Linked DNA regions of Homo sapiens: region 1 is linked to region 2. The links are chromatin contacts, found by Hi-C or POLR2A ChIA-PET in ENCODE. All regions are on one chromosome and are shown on one strand. Each heading gives the region's core, a stretch centred on a gene start or an enhancer-like site at or near the end of the contact. The rest is flanking DNA. Distances are from core to core; before and after follow the strand shown.

Region 1 (4,240 bases), core at 127-2,626, 55 kb after region 2:
CGGGGAGTCACCTCTGTGTGGGGCGCTGCAGGGAGGGGTGAGGGCAGACCCCACCTGCCAGTGAAGAGCAGGGAGTGGGAGGGGCAGGTGGAGAGGGAGAGAGTCAGGGTTTCTGATCCTCTGTGATGTTAAGTCTTTTCTCCTCTCTGTGACTCGGTTACCTCCTCTGGCAAATGGGTAGAAACTATTAGCTGTCTAACTGACTCACAGATTCCCGTGTGGATAACAGGTAGATAAAAAGCGCAACCAGGCCGGGCGCAGCAGCTCACGCCTGTAATCTCAGCACTTTGGGAGGCTGAGGTGGGAGGATGGCTTGAGCCCAGGAGTTCAAGACCAGCCTGGCCAACATGGGGAGAACCTGTCTCTAAAAAAAAATTTTTTAAAAATTAAAAAGTGCAATCCTACTTTGTGAGACACTAAAAACAGATTTAGTATGAGGAACCCACAAGGGGGAAGGGGAGAAAAAGCGATGAGCGTGGCAGCACACCAGCGTTGCACACACACGATCATATCCCAGCCTGCTCTCGGGTCAAAATTCACAAGCGTGACTGCCTTTTAGTGGAGGCCCAGAGAGGTTAAGAAACTTGCCCAAGGTCACACAGCTTGTCATGGGCAGATATGAAGTTGGAGTCCACGTGTTTGTCGCCCTCAGATATGAAGTTGGAGTCCACGTGTTTGTCGCACTCGGTTTCTTTTTTTTTTTTTTGAGACGGATTCTCGCTCTGTCGCCCAGGGTGGAGTGCAATGCCATGATCTCAGCTCACAGCAACCTCCGCCTCCCGGGTTCAAGGGATTCTCTGGCCTCAGCCTCCCAAGTAGCTGGGACTACAGGCGTCCACCGCCATGCCCACGCTAATTTTAGTATTTTTAGTAGAGACGGGGTTTCACCATGTTGGCCCGGATGGTCTCGAACTCCTGACCTCGTGATCCGCCCGCCTGGGCCTCCCAAAGTGCTGGGATTACAGGGGTGAGCCACCGCGCCCGGCCCCTAGGTTTCAGACAGCTTCAGGGAGGGCTTGAGAAAGAGGACTTTGGAGACAAAGGCCAGGGGTGACCTCCCTGCCAAGAGGAGCTGGTTTCTGGCCTCCAGGGGAATGCCCCATGTCTAAAGGCGTGCTGGCAGGGCCCCATCCTGGGCAGAGCAGTGCAGAATCCACAATGGCCCACCCAACCTCGTCCTGGCCAGGGCACTTACTGGCTGATTGCTTAAATCCCTTGGCAGAGTGGACGATGACATGAAGGAAGCCATAGAGTCCTGGAGACTCATCGTCTGCAAGAGAGAAAAGCCCCCAGGGCAGAGGGTGGTCAGCGGATCCCCTCAGCCTCCACCCCAGGCCGGCGGGAGGCAGACGGGGTATGAGACTCAGCTGAGTCTTGGTCCAACATCACCACCTGGTGGCCAGATGAAAAAGTTTCCGAAGGCCACGGCGGCCTTATATGTGAGCTGCCCGGGGTAGGGCTAGGGGGTCCTTCTCTCCTCCACTCAGCCTGGGGGGGTCCAGCACACCCACCATCCTGGCCCAGGGACTTAGTACCATTCCCCATGGGTACTGTCTCTCCCTCCAAATCCTGCCTATCCTGGCACTGAAAACTGACCAATATGATAAATCATTCTGCTAATGATTTATGTCGAGGAAAGCTTGCCTTCAGGACCCCGTTCACAAAGTGGACCCTTTCCCAGCACACAGGCAGCTAGAATACACCCACTCCGGTCAGTTCCCAGCCCTGATCACAGCTCCCCACTGCTCAAAACCCCCCCAGACTCCCGGGCTTACAGCATGAATTCCAAACTCCCTTGCTTGGGATTCAAGGCCTTTCAAGAGCTGGTCCCTGGAAACTTCCAGCCTCATTTCCCATACACCATTTTATCTACCGGGTCTGCTCTCTCATGAATATATTAACAGCACAATCTCAGTGCACCAGGGTGCCAGTTCTCCCAAGCCAGACAGAGGGGCCCAAGGAAAAGCTGGGGTCATCTGGGAACTCAGTAGACAGTCACCCCTACCCAAGCTGTGTCCTGGCCACTCAACAGTCTCAGCACAGCCGAGCAGGGATCAGCCATTTACAGCCACATGTCTGTCTGAGTCCTTACGGGAAGCCGGCCACGCTCTGAGGGCTGGGACCTGCCGGTTGGGCCACCTCTGGTTCCCGAGCTTACCGTCTTTATTGCTGGTGACAGGAATGTTGTGTACAGTCCTAAGCTTGAAACAGGATCCTGTGAGCACCTGGAGCTCCACTGAGCTCAGGACAAAGGCCTGGAGATCTGGAGGGAGAGCCGAGAGAGAAGGGAGCGTGGGCACTGGTCCACCAGGACCGGCTGCTCTTCCCTGGGGGCTGCTGCAGGAAGACGGCTTAATCCCTGGGGCAGACTTGGTCCTTGCGAGGGAGGGGGAAGGATTTGTGGACACAGCAGGACTGGTGTAGATGCTGCGAGAGGGGTCAGAGTAGGAGAATCTAACTGAAGAGGTTTGTGTGTGTGTGTGTGTGTGTGTGTGTGTGTGTGTGTGTGTGTGTGTGTGTGTGTGTGGTGTATGCGTTTTGTTTTCGTTTTTTTTTTAAACGGAGTCTCACTCTGTCGCCCAGGCTGGAGTGCAGTGCTGTGATCTCAGCTCACTGCAACCTCCGCCTCTCAGGTTCAAGGGATTCTCCTGCTTCAGCCTCCTGAGTAGCTGGGATTACAGGTGCCCACCACCACACCTGGCTAATTTTTGTGTTTTTAGTAGAGACGGGGTTTCACCACGTTGCCCAGGCTGATCTCAAACTCCTGACTGGGATTACAGGCGTAAGCCACCGTACCCAGCCTCTGTGTATGTGTGTATGTGTGTGTGTGTGTGTGTGTGTGTGTCTCTGTGTGTGTGTGTGTGAGAGAGAGAGAGAGGTAGAGAGAGAGAGAAAGCCCAGGCTGGGCTCTGGGTCCAGTCCCAGGACTAAATCATCATGTCTTTCAGCCAATCAGTTAGATTCTTTGGGTCTCAATTAATCCGTAACATCCTTAAACGCTCACCCTGGCACCTCTGAGGGTGACTGCGAGGGCCAAAGACGTGATACTGGACATGAAACGCTTAGAAATACAAAAGGCCCATCAATGCCACGGACATCATTGGGGAGCGTGGAAGAGGCAGGAATTTACCCTTCTTCTGTAGTTTCTGAATTGCTTCTCTCCACTCTGACCTCTCGTAGTCCGAGGACAGTAGGAACAGGTAACTCTGAAGAGAGGAGATAAGCATAAAGTGGGTGACCACAGTCAGGCAAAGCGTACTCCCAGATCCTGGGGACCCCAACAAAGCTCCTTTTATCTTTTTTTTTTTTTTTTTTTTGAGACAGAGTCTCGCTCTTGTTGCCCAGGCTCTAGTGCAATGGCAAAATCTCGGCTCACTGCAACCTCCACCTCCCGGGTTCACGCCAATCTCCTGCCTCAGCCTCCTGAGTAGCTGGGATTACAGGTGCCCACCACCACGCCCGGCTAATTTTTGTGTTTTTAGTAGAGACAGAGTTTTGCCATGTTGGCCAGGCTGGTCTCAAACTCTTGACCTCAGGTGATTCGCCTGCCTCAGCCTCCCAAAGTGCTGGGATGACAGGCATGAGCCACTGTGCCCGGCCCAAAGCTCCTCCTTATCCAGGCACAGCTGACCTTGCAGGAGGAGGCAGCTGGGGGTGGGTGGGTGAAGGGGGAGCTCCTTCCTGGGAAGCCAAGGTGACAGGAGCGGCTGTGCCAGGGACGGCCAGCAGAGGGCACTCATTCCACACGAGAGGGGAGAGCGAGTCAACAGCTGGAGCCATGGCAGCCTCCTCAGGAAGAGGGGGCCTGAGTTTCCGGTTCGTACAGGTCAGGGCCAGGAGCCACAGAGTGGGCTGCTCTGGACTAAGGAAGGGGCTGTCTTGGTCCCACCCCCACCCATCCTGACCTTTCCATTCCGATTGTGGATCCTGAACGGGATTGTGGGGGAGTTGAGCAGCAGCAGGAACTCATTCTCAAACATCTTCTTCTTCAGGCGCTCGATGGCCCGGCTCTGGCCTTTGTTGGCTTTCTGCAGGAGATGGGGACACAGAGGGTTCCCCTCACACTCGGGCCTTTCTCACGAGCAGCACTAAGCACGACACTCCACTGTGTGTTAACATGCTCTTTACATTTTCCGTATTTCGTGATGTTTTGACATCTTGTGGCAGGAGAGGCGGGTAGCTGGGTGAGAAACTGCTCCCCCACAGGGCTCACTAATTCCTAAGCCTGTCAGTGATGCCC
Region 2 (3,428 bases), core at 929-3,428:
AGACTTTGTGTGTGTTTACAGTATGGGCTTGCATTATTTTTTACTTTTTGTAGGCTAGAAGTTAGCTAATGATTTTAAACGAGACTTATTGGAGAGCCCCTTGAAGAAATTTTGATTACATTCCAAATGCTGGGCTTGGTTTCAGCACTCTGGTGCCACCTGCAGGAAGCATCTATGAACGCATACTATATATATATATATATATATATATATATATATATACACGCTGTATACTTAGGAACTATATTTTCAAGAAAGATTAGGTTTCCTTTGGGTAGGGACTGAATGAGCTAACGAGCAACCCTGTGTATTCCTCCTTAATGGTCTGCCTTGGCTTGTTTCTTTGGCTCTAACGTGTACTTCCCTGCCCACAGTACCGGGGAACATCAGACTGGAAGAACAGTGTCATCAGTGGCTGCATCACGGGAGGAGCTATTGGTTTCAGAGGTTAGTAAACGGCTCTCGAATGCTTTTTCTTTGTGGCCTTGGACAACGTGCTGAGGTTGTCATTTCCAAACACACGAGTGTTCCAGGGACACTTGATCTTCTTCCCTCTGACAAATAAATCATGTTTGTTTCTGTGGTAACTCGGTTTTGGAAACTTGTAGGATCTAGATGAGGGTTTCCCATCGTTGGCACTACTGACATTTCGACCAGACGAATCTTTGTCGGGATTGGGTCTGTTTTGTGCATTCTAAGACGTTGAGCAGTATCCCTGGCCTCTACCCACGAGATGCAAGTAGCACCCCCGTCCGTTGTAACAACTTTTTTTTTTTTAAAGAGACCGAATCTCACTCTGTCGCCCAGGCTGGAGTGCAGTGGCACGATGTCAGCTCACTGCAACCTCCACCTCCTGGGTTCAAGCGATTCCCCTGCCTCAGCTTCCCAGGTAGCTGGGATTACAGGCACCCGCCACCATGCTCAGCTAATTTTTATTTTTTTAGTAGAGATCAATTTCACCTGGTCTCGAACTCCTGACCTCGTGATCTGCCTGCCTCAGCCTCCCAAAGTGCTGGGATTACAGGCATGAGCCACCACGTGTGGCCAACATTTTTCTCAGTAATTCTAGACAATTGTCTTTTAATTTTAGATATAAATTATAATGGTAATATCTTTCTGCCCTTGGGGATTCTGATTTCTACCCATTGAATGCTAAGTACAGATATTCTAGAAATATTAGATTATCAGCTGCAAAAAAAAAAAAAAAAAGAAAACCAATTTGCTGCCTCTTCTCCCCGTTGGCATGTCCATTCAGAGCGTGGTGGAGGGCCTTGGTGACTTGACTTTCCTAGAAGCAGCAGTGTTTTATCACTGGGCCACTTTCCATCTGTCATGCCCTAACTTACCCAGAGCAAAAAGCCAGTTTTCTCATCTTCTGAGAGACAGGATGATTTGCTGTCATGAAACCTGGTTTTGCTCCTCAAGCACCATTTATGATGACGGACTGACTTCTCCGCCGGTCGTCCCATTGTTCAGCTTCACCAGGGCCTCTTTGAGAAGCTCTGCTGTCTCCAGTACTGCTTTGATCACCTTCCCAGGAATGTATTCCATAAACAAATCAGGGTCAAGGCCATATGCTTTCATTTGATTCCGAGGGCTGCTTCTCTCAACCAGTTTCCTGCCTGCGAGGGGCTATTTCCCTAAGACTAGAAATACCCTTTGAAGGAGAAAAGCTAAACAAATGTAGTTAGATAAAGCGCACTGGATTAGATCATATACACTGCTTCATTGATGTCTTCCAGAGCTATGATCGTTTGAATGACTTACAGTGCTTAAGCTCATTTCATGACACTGAGGGTGTGCCAACTTTCCGTGAGTGCCTCGTGACCCAGCAGCTGTCACCACAGGTCATGTTCTTTCTGTTTGTTTGACAGCTGGCTTAAAGGCTGGGGCCATTGGTTGTGGAGGTTTTGCTGCTTTCTCTGCTGCGATTGATTATTACCTCCGGTGAGAGTAATTGCCTGCAGGGAAGGATGATGCCAGCCCCGGATCCGGGCTGCTCTCTGGAGGACAGTTTCTGTACCACACCAGGGCCTTGCTTCAGGGCCTGAAGACATTCATTTTCCCTCATGTCGTTGGTATTCTGAGGGAGCTGCCTGGCTTCTCTGCCTCCAGCCTTTGGGGTAGCCACACTTTGCTGCTCCTGGACTCCAGCCAGCCTTCACAGAGGACGTCCCGTGCCAGATTCTCTCACAGCAGATCGGGAGACAGGATGTTGACATATAGGAATTCAGCTCCACAAAGCTTCAGGCCTGACCACAGCTGGCCCTCTAGGTTGTTTGGTGTTGTGGGCACAGAGGTGACAGTGTCTCTGCAGGCACTCAGGAAGCTGTTCTACCTTGGAACTCCATGCAACTATCCGTCTCGAATACCAGGGCAGGGCAAGGCGGACTGATGCCGTCCAACCAATTATCTCACTTGTTTTGTGTTCTGTCATCCTTGTTTTTTTTTTAAAAATACACTCCCCTCCCCCACCGCCACACACCTTACAGTTCAAAAGGTTGGTTTATTTGTATTTTATTTTCAAATTCCCTATTCCAAAAATAGTGCCGGGTGGCCCAAAGATAACATCTGAAGGGAAAGAATGAGAAAGCTCCCAGGGAAGCGGGGGATGGGGCGCTGAGGCAGGGTTGTTAGAGGACTGTGTCATCCTCACCAAGCTCATTACATCTGCCAGGGCCTGCCTCAAGAAGCCCAGCCCAGCCTTTTCCTGGGATGCAGTGAAATCCCATCCATGAACTCGATGGGCCCCTCCTGTGCCGGCCGAGAGGCACACACTGCCTTCACGACGTGACTGCTGGACCTGGCCGAGCTTGAGGCCACATGTGAAGGGTCCTGCTGTGGTCATCTTGGTGACTCGGTCACAGCAGCTACTGGCCAAGATCAGACGTCGCTGAGGGGCTGTTCACCACCATCCTCGTTCTCCAGGGTCAAGGAAGTGTTTTAACATGTCGTGTTTTCGACTTGACCTTGTGGTATTTTTCTTGGCCTAGTTGTGTGCCATGGATATTAAAAAAAAAAAAAAAAAAATCCGTCTACAGTTGGGCTTCAGCACTGGTGCTGCTTTACCCTGGTGCTCTGTGGGGGGATGACACTGCTGGAGTCAGGCCTTTGCTCTTGGGTGGGGCACAGGCAGGTCGCTTGGTGGGGGCCACACAGTGCTGGGCACCTTCAGCCAGTGGTGATGAGTCTCCTTTTTCCTATAATACGGTAATTCCTCTATCCTTTCCTTTTTTGCCTTCTTCCTCATCTGCCCTGTCTTCTGGCCCACACACTCTTAACCAGCGTTCACACTCAGTGTACATGGCCTGGAGGCCCGAGTGTTTGTACATGAGTGATGATGTCAAACCCAGCTGGTAACACCTTCCTTGGGTCATGTTTGCCATTTTCTTGGAATGAATGTGAGTTCCTGCTCAGGGCTCATGTCC

What was found. Hi-C counts contacts between places; a loop is a spot of excess contacts on that map. ChIA-PET counts read pairs that join two places held with the same protein, here RNA polymerase II (POLR2A). Pooled maps may share reads with other maps.
Region 1: a map of heart right ventricle shows a loop between it and region 2 (4-fold over the local background). The contact joins two enhancer-like sites. A Hi-C loop is called at or near these places in 68 of 168 maps with a recorded cell type or tissue (A673, CD14-positive monocyte, Caco-2 and 34 more), 6 of 37 single-sample maps with no recorded cell type and 40 of 50 pooled maps. POLR2A ChIA-PET finds 5 or more read pairs at or near these places in 9 of 52 experiments (AG04450, BJ, H1 and 6 more).

The regions. Positions count from the first base shown.
Region 1 is chr17:1,054,840-1,059,079 of GRCh38, forward strand. It overlaps ABR (ABR activator of RhoGEF and GTPase), which reads right to left. Exons shown (of 23, transcript NM_021962.5): 11 at 3,906-4,028; 12 at 3,131-3,206; 13 at 2,159-2,263; 14 at 1,196-1,270. Among named protein-coding and RNA genes, the nearest start is that of MIR3183, 34 kb to the left of the region's middle. Within about 2 kb of position 1,377, at least 9 of the 41 ENCODE cell types and tissues checked have a DNase peak (open chromatin) inside an H3K27ac peak, as active enhancers do; they include ascending aorta, dorsolateral prefrontal cortex, gastrocnemius medialis and 2 more, where a contact is called at or near this core.
Region 2 is chr17:999,138-1,002,565 of GRCh38, forward strand. It overlaps TIMM22 (translocase of inner mitochondrial membrane 22), which reads left to right. Exons shown (of 4, transcript NM_013337.4): 3 at 375-447; 4 at 1,875-3,428. The coding sequence ends at 1,951. Among named protein-coding and RNA genes, the nearest start is that of TIMM22, 3.7 kb to the left of the region's middle. Within about 2 kb of position 2,179, at least 16 of the 41 ENCODE cell types and tissues checked have a DNase peak (open chromatin) inside an H3K27ac peak, as active enhancers do; they include ascending aorta, dorsolateral prefrontal cortex, gastrocnemius medialis and 2 more, where a contact is called at or near this core.